Regions from separate parts of the Homo sapiens genome. Here region 2 is linked to region 1. Evidence: chromatin contacts called from ENCODE Hi-C or POLR2A ChIA-PET data. All regions are on one chromosome and are shown on one strand. The core of a region is the stretch at or near the end of the contact, and the rest is flanking DNA. Distances in the headings are between cores, read along the strand shown.

What was found. A loop is a pair of places that touch in the nucleus more often than their neighbours do. ChIA-PET counts read pairs that join two places held with the same protein, here RNA polymerase II (POLR2A). Pooled maps may share reads with other maps.
Region 2: a loop to region 1 is called in a pooled map, with 2.5 times the contacts of the local background. The contact joins the promoter of NRARP here to the promoter of NPDC1 in region 1. A Hi-C loop is called at or near these places in 1 of 50 pooled maps. POLR2A ChIA-PET finds 5 or more read pairs at or near these places in 2 of 52 experiments (B cell and activated B cell).

The regions. Positions count from the first base shown.
Region 1 is chr9:137,043,643-137,048,588 of GRCh38, reverse strand. It overlaps NPDC1 (neural proliferation, differentiation and control 1), which reads left to right and starts at 2,412. Exons shown (of 9, transcript NM_015392.4): 1 at 2,412-2,711. The coding sequence starts at 2,600. ENTPD2 (ectonucleoside triphosphate diphosphohydrolase 2) reads left to right here. Exons shown (of 9, transcript NM_203468.3): 9 at 1-482. RefSeq lists an enhancer at 1,678-2,347.
Region 2 is chr9:137,298,913-137,304,297 of GRCh38, reverse strand. NRARP (NOTCH regulated ankyrin repeat protein) reads left to right here and starts at 2,027. Exons shown (of 1, transcript NM_001004354.3): 1 at 2,027-4,667. The coding sequence starts at 2,370. The coding sequence ends at 2,714. RefSeq lists silencers at 1,468-2,107, 2,790-2,869, 2,940-2,999, 3,120-3,169 and enhancers at 1,810-2,728, 4,528-5,385.

The DNA.
Region 1 (4,946 bases), core at 1,163-3,662:
CCCACAACCCCTGTACCTCCCACCCCTGTATCCCCACCCCTCCACCCACCCCTCTCCCAACCTCTCTCCCCGCCCCTGTATCCTGCATTCCTCCACCCACCCTCTATCCCCCACCGCTCCACCCCACCACTGTCTTCTCCATCCTTCCACCCCACCCTCAGCGTCTCTGCCCCTAAGGCAGCCCAGGAAATAGGAACTGAGACTCTGGTACCCACAGGAGCCTGGGTGGGCAAAGAGCGCTCAATCCAGCTCCTTGAACCCCTCCAGCCCGCTTCAGCCTGGGCATCACTGCAGGCCCCGTGCTCCTCCTCCTCCTCCTCAGGGCTGGGTCTCCAGAGAGTGGGGCCTTGGTCCTGAGAATCAGCCCTTAGAGGCTCCTTCTGTGTAGTCTGGGTCTGTACTGGGGAGGGTCACAGCCCACGGGCTGGCAGCCAGCCCAGCACCTACTTGTAAAAATTTTGTAATAAAAAGTTTTTCCTAGAGACGTGAAAGGAGAGTGTCTGTGGGGTGGGGCATCCTTGCTGTGGCCTGTGCCCCCACCTTCCCGCTGTTCTAGCCGCACGGGCCTGCCCTTGGTCCTGAGGGTGGACACCATCCCTCCCTACTGCCTTCTGCTCTGGAGCCAGGCCTGGGGCACTGGCTGCTGCCCTGGTGTGCCGTGGCAGCCTAGAGTAGCTGCAGGATGGCTGGCCCGAGGGAATGTTCCTGGGCCCTTGAGTCTTCTCTGGCCAGCAGAGTTCCCCAAAACCATCACATCCAGATCTGCGTTGGTGACCAAGGCCAGACTGAAGGTTGGGTCCTGGTACAGTGAGCCTGGGGGTGAGGGTAGAGGTCAGGGAGGTGGCGGAGAGTGGGTGGCAGCCAGCCAGGCGGCTTCCTAGGGGGCAGTCAGTGCTGGTAGAGACTGGCGGGAGGGCAGGCCCACATCAGGAGGTGGCACAGGGGTGGGAGATGAGATCAGGACCAGGACCCATAGGCAGGAATCTTGCACAGAACCTGGCTGTGGAGCTGAGCCATGCAATGGCACAGGGCACCTTGCCCTTCTCACCTGGGACTGAGTGTCCTGCACCTCCAAAAGGCATCCTGCAGCCCCAGCCAGGCCCTGCAGCCCCTCCCCAAGCCAGTTTTCTCCAGGATGGGAAGGCCTGGTCTTGCCCACTCGCCTCCTCACCTTCCTGGGAAGTGAGCTTAGACACTGTCTCTATGCTCAGTGCCCTGGCGAGGAGGGTGGTGGTTCTTATTCTGCTCTTCCCTCCCCTCTTCACCATTTTTTTTTAAAGTCATTTGATAAACCTGAGGGCAGCCAGCCCCAGCTTTGGAGTTCTGAGACTGGAAGGACCAAGGGGACACCCCGGGTTGGAGGTCTCACTCTTGTTCTCTGAATGACTAGTCAAAGGAGGTTTCTAGTGGGATGGGGTGGGCGTGCTCTTGGGAGGCAACAGGTGAGGTGCAAGGGGGGCATCAGAGATGCCCGTTGTCAGCTGGGCACAGTGGCTCACGCCTGTAATCCCAGCACTTTGGGAGGCTGAGGCTGGCGTATCACCTGAGGTCAGGAGTTCAAGACCAGCTGAGGCAACATGGTGAAACCCCGTCTGTACTAAGAATACAAAAATTAGCCCAGCATGGTGGCACGCGCCTGTAATCCCAGCTACTCAGGAGGCAGAGGCACGAGAATCACTTGAACCCGAGAGGTGGAGGTTGCAGTGGGCCGAAATGGCACCACTGCACTCCAGGCTAGGCGACAGAGACGCTGTCTCAAAGAAAAAAAAAAAAAAAGATGCCCATTGTCCTGAGGGAGCTAAAGGGCTGTCACCTGGGGACCCTGAACACCTTGGACAGCTCCCAGCTCCGGTCCTCAGTGGCTCCGGATCACTCTTGCCCCCTGGTGGCCTCACTGAGCGCGGCCGCCGCGGCTCCAGCCAAAGCTGCAGTCGGGGCCGGGGCCGTTCTGTGTTCCTGTATTTGCTTTTCCCGCGAGTGGGGGTGCCCCTGCCTCTGTGGGCACACCTGTGCCTTCCTGTGCACCTGCCCAGCTCGTGAGCACCTGTCTGCGTGCGCCCGGCGCTCCTGTGTCTCTGTGCGCTCGCGAGGCTAGGCCCACACAGGTCCTCTGCCCCATCGCGGGTGCGGGTGAGGGGCTCGGAGTCCTACCGGGAAGAGGCCAGAAGGGAGCGCATCCTGGAGAAGCCCACCCGCGGCCCAAACCCAGCCGGACTTCTGGGAACCGCACCGGCCCCAGAGACCGCAGGTGCCGAGACACCCTGAGGCCGAGAGAGGTCCAGCGAGGCCCGGAGAGGGGACCAGAACTGGAGCAGGGGGAGGGGGCGCAGTCTGGAGCCGCCCTCCCGCCCCCTCAGGTGGAGCGCGCAGGCGCAGTCTCCGCGTGCGCGCCTCGCCGGCGCCTCCATCCCGGATCCTTGCTGCAGCGTCAGCGCCGCCGCCCGTGCCTTTCCTCTTCCTCCTCCTCCTCCTTGGCATCCGCCTCTTCTTCCTCCTGCGTCCTCCCCCGCTGCCTCCGCTGCTCCCGACGCGGAGCCCGGAGCCCGCGCCGAGCCCCTGGCCTCGCGGTGCCATGCTGCCCCGGCGGCGGCGCTGAAGGATGGCGACGCCGCTGCCTCCGCCCTCCCCGCGGCACCTGCGGCTGCTGCGGCTGCTGCTCTCCGGCCTCGTCCTCGGCGCCGCCCTGCGTGGAGCCGCCGCCGGCCACCCGGGTGAGCGAGCGCGCTGGGCGCAGGCCGCGGGGCGCCCCGGGGCCGGGATCGCCGGGCGGGGACCGGGTTGCCGGGCGCCGCCGCCCTCGTCCTGCCCAGGCCCGCAGGCCCTGCAGGCCTGGTCCGCTGGTGGCGGGGGCCCCGCCTCGCCCACGATGGAATAAACAGGCCTGGCCGGAGGGCGCAGCGCGGAGCCTCCAAAAGGCCGCGCCGGATGGGGCTTCTGCCGGTTCCCAGAGGCGTACCTTACATTCATGGCTTCTTCCGCCGGGAGCGCGTCTGGCTCAGGCCTCCGCGCCGCGGCCATCTGGCTCTGGGCGGGCCCGCCGGGAGTCTGCCTGTGTGCGTCTCTGTGTCTCCGTGTTCGGGGCTCCTGCGGGTGTGGGGCTGGCCCTGAGTGCCCGCCGGCTTCGCTGCCGGTGCGCGTCCCGGGGTCGGGGCCTCAGTGCTGCTCTGCCTGTCCTCACGCCTTGGGTGGCGCTGGGCACCGGCCTTGTGCGCCATGGTGGGCGCTGAAGTTCTGGGGGCACTTATGGCGCAGGCTCGGGGTGCTGTTCTAGCTTCAATAGGAGGGAGACTGTTGCAGCCTCAGAGCCTCCGCCTGCATCCCCTGCCCTCGAGGGCACTGGCATTCTGTCTTTGGGACTGAGGGCTGCAGGTGGACTCCGGAGGAGGGTGATAAGCCCAGGGTCCTGGGACACCCTCTCACCTGCACAGATGGGTCCTGAGGGTCCAGAGAGCAGAGCTCCCTGCAGGAACCCAGGATGCAAAGCTGACGTTTTTCTGGGGGGACTGAACTGGGAGACTTTGCGACTGCATTCGTACAGTACTCCTGGCAGCCCTGCAGAAGAGGTGCTGTGAGCCCGTTTTACAGGCAAGGAATCCGAGGCATGGAGAAGTTAAGTGGATTGTGGCACAGCTGAGGCGCTGTCCTGGGCAGCCTGGTTCTGTGTGTGTGGCCTCAAGGGGCCAGAGTGAGGCCGGCTTCCTCCTGGGCTCAGTGCCCCTGGATGGGAGGTGGGCATGAACAGGAGAGGCTTCCGAGAATCAGAGTGTGCTCAGCCAGGAAAGGCGGAGGCCACCTATTCAGGAAACGGGGCTGCAGCTGCTGTGCTGAGCCCGGGTGGGTGGCAGGTGCCAGTCCTCAGTTCACCGGCCTCTGCAGCTTCGTGTCTGCCTCACCGGGAGACCTGGCAGGGCCCTCCCTAGGCAACTCCTCCCATTCCCAGTGCCCAGTGCTTGGAAGGGAGGGCCCTCAGGCAGCCCAGACGTTGGCGGGTGGAGGGGGGTGTGCCAGCCACCGTCCAGCTGCTCTTGTTCCTGCGACCTCTTTTCAGGAGGAGGAAGTGGGGGATGGAGGCTCCTGGGCTGGGGAAAAGGGCTAGGAGGGGCCTGGAACCCAGACCCTAGAGCCAGCTTTGTACCTCAGGCCCCTGCCTTTGGCGTGGTGGACGGTGGGGTATCAGCACAGGAGCGGGGACTGCCTCACTCCCCAGGTGCCAAGTTGGCGGGTGGGCCCAGGTGGACCTGCTGGCACAGGTTTAATGTTTAACGTGCCCAAGTCCCGGCCCACTGATACTGGAGGCTGCTGCCCCAGGTTGTGGAGGGTGTGCGGTGCCTGGCGTTGGCTCCTGTGCCCACCTGCCACTGCGGCTGCTGGAACTGCCTTGAAGGAAGGCGGACAGCCTGAGGGCCCTGAGTGTCAGGTTACCAAGGAAACCAAACCAGCCAACCAAGGTCTGGAGAAGGATGATGCCCCGTGTGGCCCCCGTGGCCCTGCCTGCAGTGTGCAGTGTGGGGCTGGGCAGAGAGGAAGAGTCCTGGTTAGCCAGAGGTGCCACCGCAGACTCCCCAGGCAGGGTTGATGGCCCTGCTGGGGTTCCCCTGGCTCCACTGGCTTGCTGTGACTGGGGACATTCCTTAGCTTTGAGGCAACTCAGCTATATCCCAGAGGGGAAACTGAGGCAGAGGGCCATTGCCCCCTCGCCCCGTTCTCCAGCACCAGGATAAGACTGATTAGCCACATGTGTCAGCTGGCACCGTGGCCTGGGCCCCTCATCAGCGAGATGAAAGTGTGGTTAGGAACTAGGGAACTAGGGCCTGGCCTGCCATCCCCAGCACTGCCAACCTCGGCCTCCTGAGGCCCTCGGGTGCCACCTGGCCCCTGACTGCAGCCCCTGGTGTGGTGGCTTTGGGAGTGACCTGCCTGGGTTCTGTGTCTGAGGCCAGTGAGGT
Region 2 (5,385 bases), core at 778-3,277, 260 kb before region 1:
TTTCACGCCCGTGGCGGGGCCCCGCGTTCCCACACCGAGCTCACACAGGGCCCCTTTGTTTGCCGCCGCCACGGATGCCGACGGCACTTTCTCCCAGGCCCTGCTCCTGGCCCACAGCATAGCCAAATGCCTTCTCCAGGCCCGGCTTGAGCCCACCTGGGCTTCGGCCTGTTTGCAAACCACCCACCCTCCAGGGGAGGCCCTGTGCCTGTTGAGCACCAAGGGCTCTGCCCACCCCCCAGTCATGCCCTCTGCCTCTTGCCAGTCTAGCCTGGCTGGGCCCTGGGCATATGCACAAAATCCATCAATGCCCAGGACAGAGCTCCTGCCCTCCTGACAGTGAGCTCAGAGCACCCTGCACACCCAGCCCTGGTCTGAGGTCCAGAGACACAGCCAGCACCAGGGACCAGCAGGCAGCCCAGCGGCTCCCCCTCCTTAAGAGGCCAAAGGTGCCCAGCAGAGCACGGCAGGCCAGGCCATGCCATCCCTGCCCCGGGCCTGGGCTCCACAGCGCCCATCTCTGTTCTGCTGGGGGCCTACTCCGGGACTCCACTGTGTCCTCACCTGCATATTGGGGAGCACCCCTCCACCCTCCGTGGCCCCCTTGAGAGCTCCTGGGAGAAGCAGTGAGGCCCAAAGGAGAGAGCTGAACAGAACCAGCGGGATCACGGCCCCAGGAAGACCAGAGCGAGCTCTGAGCTGTGCCTTTGAGGGACAGAGGTTCCCAGCCCACCAGGAGGACCCCAGGGCCTCAGGACCCTGCTCCGGTCAGCCAGGGTCTGTCCCGAAGGGAGCCTGCCCAGTTTTTCCTGCCAGTATGGGCACAGCATGGGGTGGGGACACACCCCTGTGGGGAGCCGGATGTGGGGACATGGAGCTGGTGGGCGGAAGCCTCCTCAGACAAGGCCTGGCATGGGGGTCTCCCCAGCCCGAGCTCAGAGCTGCCTGCGCGGAATTCCCGGCTTGGCTTCAGAAGGAATTCAAGCCCCAGCCTGCCTGGCCTCCTGCTCCGCGCCTGAGAATCACTCCTCCTTAATTTCCAACGACCACAGCGAGTTGTAAACTGTAAAACTCTAATGAGGAAATGCGCTGTGCTTCCCCTGCTAGTGCCTCCCGGTCAATTGTTAGAGTGGTCAATAAAAATGGGTTTTACAGTTTGGAAGCCAGGCGTTTCAGAATTCCCTTCTGGCCCTGGCGCCACACCTAGCCCTGCTCACCTGGGCAGGACCTATGTGTCCCGCATGCTGGTGCGTGGGCAGCAGAGGGAGGCAGGCCGCGGTCCCGACCCTCCCGCTGCGCCCCGGCCCGGGGCTTCCTCCCGAGAGGACAGCGGAACCCCCTTCACCGCCAGGCGATAGAAGCCGCGGTGGCCGGCCGGAGGCCCCTCGCATCAGTACGGTTGGGGCACACATAGGCTGAGCCGGCGGCCATGAGGCTGCCCGCGCGCGGGAAGGACCCGCGTGGCTGAAGGCCCCACGTCAGGGCCTGGAGTTGCCACCCGCGTGGACGGTGAGCCCGGAGGCGCGGGCTGGCCGGGGTCGCCGCGCGCCTCTCCGCTCAGAGGGGTCTCTCCTTCGCCACGGGCCTGAGATGCCCGCGAACCCCCTGCCCGGGAGAGGCCGCCCTCGGGGCCACCTGGCGGTCGCGCTCGGGTACCGGGCAAGGCCTGGGTCTGGCTGCTGAGGGAGCTTGGAATTCCCCGGGTGGCCGGAGGGAGAAGGGGCGGGACGACCGCAAAGAGACGCGGAGCGCCCGGGGGGCGCGCGGACGGCGGCGGCGACGGAGCTGGACCCCCCCGGCGGCCACCTGGCCTCCCCCGCCCAGGCGCTGCCGGCGACCAGCGCCCCCTGCCGCGAAGCGCGCCGCCGCCGGGACCCGCCCCCGGACCCCTGCGCACGGCACCGCCCACGCCCCGCCCCCATGTGGGCGCGGCCCAATCCCGGGGCCGCCGGCGCGCGCGTCACGGGCTGCCATTGTTATGCAAATATAAAGAAGGTAAAAGGCGCCCCGGCGCGGCGGGCGAGCTAGTGCTGCGGCGCGTGGGGAGGCGCCTTGGGACCGCGTGGGAGCCGCAGCCGAACCGAGTAGGGACCGGGACCGCGCGGCGCCGCCGTCCCCGGCCGGGCCCGGCCCCCGCGAGCCGAGCGCGCGCCCCCGTCGCCCACCCGGGCGCGGCTGGATGCGGCGGGGTCCCCGCGGCGGCGACCCCCGGCCCCGAGCGCCCGGAGCGCCCAGAGGCGGCGTGCGGGGCCCGGGGACGCCGCGCCCTCCATGCGCCGAGGCGCGCCCCGAGACAGCCGGGGGCCCGCGCCGCAGCCGCCGCCCGCGCTGAGCCCCGGCCCGGCCCGCGGCCCGCGCCCGGCGGCAGCATGAGCCAGGCCGAGCTGTCCACCTGCTCCGCGCCGCAGACGCAGCGCATCTTCCAGGAGGCTGTGCGCAAGGGCAACACGCAGGAGCTGCAGTCGCTGCTGCAGAACATGACCAACTGCGAGTTCAACGTGAACTCGTTCGGGCCCGAGGGCCAGACGGCGCTGCACCAGTCGGTCATCGACGGCAACCTGGAGCTCGTGAAGCTGCTGGTCAAGTTCGGCGCCGACATCCGCCTGGCCAACCGCGACGGCTGGAGCGCGCTGCACATCGCCGCGTTCGGTGGCCACCAGGACATCGTGCTCTATCTCATCACCAAGGCGAAGTACGCGGCCAGCGGCCGGTGATGCCCGCCGGGACCCCGGACCCCGGCCCTGCGCCCGCGTCGTCTCTGCTGTACCTTCCCGCCAACTACCTCGGTGCGCGCCCGGCTCGCAGGCCCCGCCAGAAGGCCCGTGGCCACGGCGAATACGGCGCGTGCGTCCCGGCCCCAGGGTCCGGCAGCCCCGCCGGCCGAGCGCCTCCCTGCGGCCTAGCCGGGCCCGGCCGGGCCGGAGCAGCTTCCCACGGCCCCCACCCGCTCGCCTGCCCGCCGCCTCGCGGGTGGGGGCGGGGCGCGGGCTCCAGCCCCTTTTGAAATTTGAGTCTCGCAACCAGCAAGTTCGGAATCCCGAGATACCGGATCCTCTGCGCAAAATGTTTTCTCCCGAAGGTGAAAGGCGGGCGGCGGGAGCCGAAGGCGGACTCGGAGCGCTCCGCCGCCGCCTTCAGGACCCGCCCGCAGGCCCGGGACGCGCCGATGCCGGCTGCAGCCGAGGAGCAGCCCCGAGGTCCGAGGTCCGCGCCGCTGGCGCGCGGCCGAGGAGACGCTCGGCTGTTCGCTGTTGCTGGTGTTCTAAACTATTTATCTTGTGTGTGTACATTTGTGGGTGGAGTTTGTGCGCCTGGTTTTTTTGTTTGGAAAACACTGCGTGGTCAATGTGGTTATGGGGGGGAGTGATGCATTTTTTTCTAGTCTTAAAACTAAAAACTTGAGTCTACCATTTCTTGGTTGCACTGAAAATACCGCCCAGCCTGATGGTGTTCCCGTGCTGTCCCTCCCCCTTCCCTTCTCCCCGCGTCTACCTCCCCACCCCGTTCTGTTCCCCCTCCCTCCTTCTCCCTCTCCCTCAAATCCGTGAGTTTTGGAAGCCCCAGGGCCTCTCTCCCCCGCCCCTCCTGGATGAGGCCACCATCCCCCAAACCGGCTTGTTTTGCAGTTTCCCCAGGATCCTGGAAGCTCGCTGGCGCTCGAGGGTGGCGGGGACACGGGGGGGTGGGTGAAGGTTCGTTACCTTTTCTAGTGCGTTCTATCATAGTTAACGGTTGCACACTTTTTTAAAAAAAGTAAATGGATTTGCCACAATTAAATGTCATAACATTTATGACAGAATATAAAATATTAACATATTTTAAGCCAAGTTTTAGGTGTATTTTTTGAATCTTGGTTATAAACCCAATTTTAAAGGGCGATGTATCCAGCGTTGTGAAGGCAACAGAGTGTACCCATATTTATATTTTTATAAAATACCTATAAGACTGTGAATCTCTTGTGCTAATGGCTGAGTTAATTGAAGGATCGTTTTGCCCCTTTTTAGCCTCCCAGAGCTTCGAGGACTCAATTCGAACCCGAAATCCTGCCGTGGGGGAGGGGTTGCGTCGAGACCTGGGCCCGGGGAGGTTCTCCTGCGTCACTTTCTGTCCTGAAAGGCGCCCTTCCTGGTTTCTGTGGCTCCAATTTTCTATGCAGCCCCACACCCCTTGTTGTTTTGATCCTGAGAAATAAAAGGGAGGCTGAATTATTCAAATTTAAATGAGGTTTCCCCTTCATGGAAGTGCTGCTGACCCTTCGTGCAGAAATGGGGAGCACTTGAGGACACAGGTGGGTGGAGGCCCTTTGTGCGTGGCTGGTCGTATTCGGGCAGCCCTCCGTCGCTTTTTATAAAACTTTGTGTGAGAAGAATATATTGATAATGTCAGTGAAACAAGCAGACATTGAAATGGAGGCACAGATTACTCCACAAGGAGTTCTTCTGTATATTTTTTCTAGATGCAAATACCTTTTTAATTATGTTAATTAATGTTAAGACTTTCTAGGCTTATATCGAAGCTGTGTGTGGGTCACGGGGTGATCACTGCTAACTGGATAAAGTTTGTGCAGCACATTCCTGAGTGTACGATATTGACCTGTAGCCCAGCGTGAAAAATTTATAAATAAATTTTTCATTGATCTTTTTATATTAAAAAAAAGTTTCTTGGTCCTTCTTGGCTTTGGCACAAGTTGCAGAACACCCTCTCTGGGGACGAGGGTCAGGCTGTGACACGGTTTGTGGGTGCTGGGTGCACAATGCTTGGCTTGTATTTGTCTGAAGACAGAGCCTGGTAAACTCGCTCCCAGCCCCACGCAACGGCCAAGCCCAACCCGGCTGCACACAGGACTCACGAGGACCCAGCACCTCCAGCGTGCCCAGAGCTGGTGTCACAGCCTCTGCTCTGTTCCCCAGCAAAGCAGCTGAGACCTCCGCTGGAGAGGAGAGTTCGGCCTGAAGCCCTGCCCACTCTGACCCGCTAGGGGGTCATGCTGGAGGCTGCCTGCTGCACAGAAAGTGTATCTTGTAAATTGGGGGGAAATCCCATAGCTGCTCACTCCTGGCAGGTAGAAAGTCCCCTGGAGGCACCCGGGAGCTTTGGAGGCCTGCACAGGCCTGGAGTCAAAACACCCCAAAGAGCACAGACCCTGAGTTAGACGAGCATCGGGGCCGGGCACTCCCATTCGCAAGAAAGGAGAGCAGAGCAGGATGGCTGTTGCTGGCACCTGACAGAAAGGAGCAGAGACTCTTGGTCCACTCCTGAGATGCCCTTGGGGCCCTGGGGGCCCTGTACCGGGCTGCAAGGGAGCACACCCGCCCCCAGCAAGAGCAGCCAGCAGAGAGAACTTGGAGAAGGGCAAAGACCGGGAGTTACAAGGTAACAACTTTT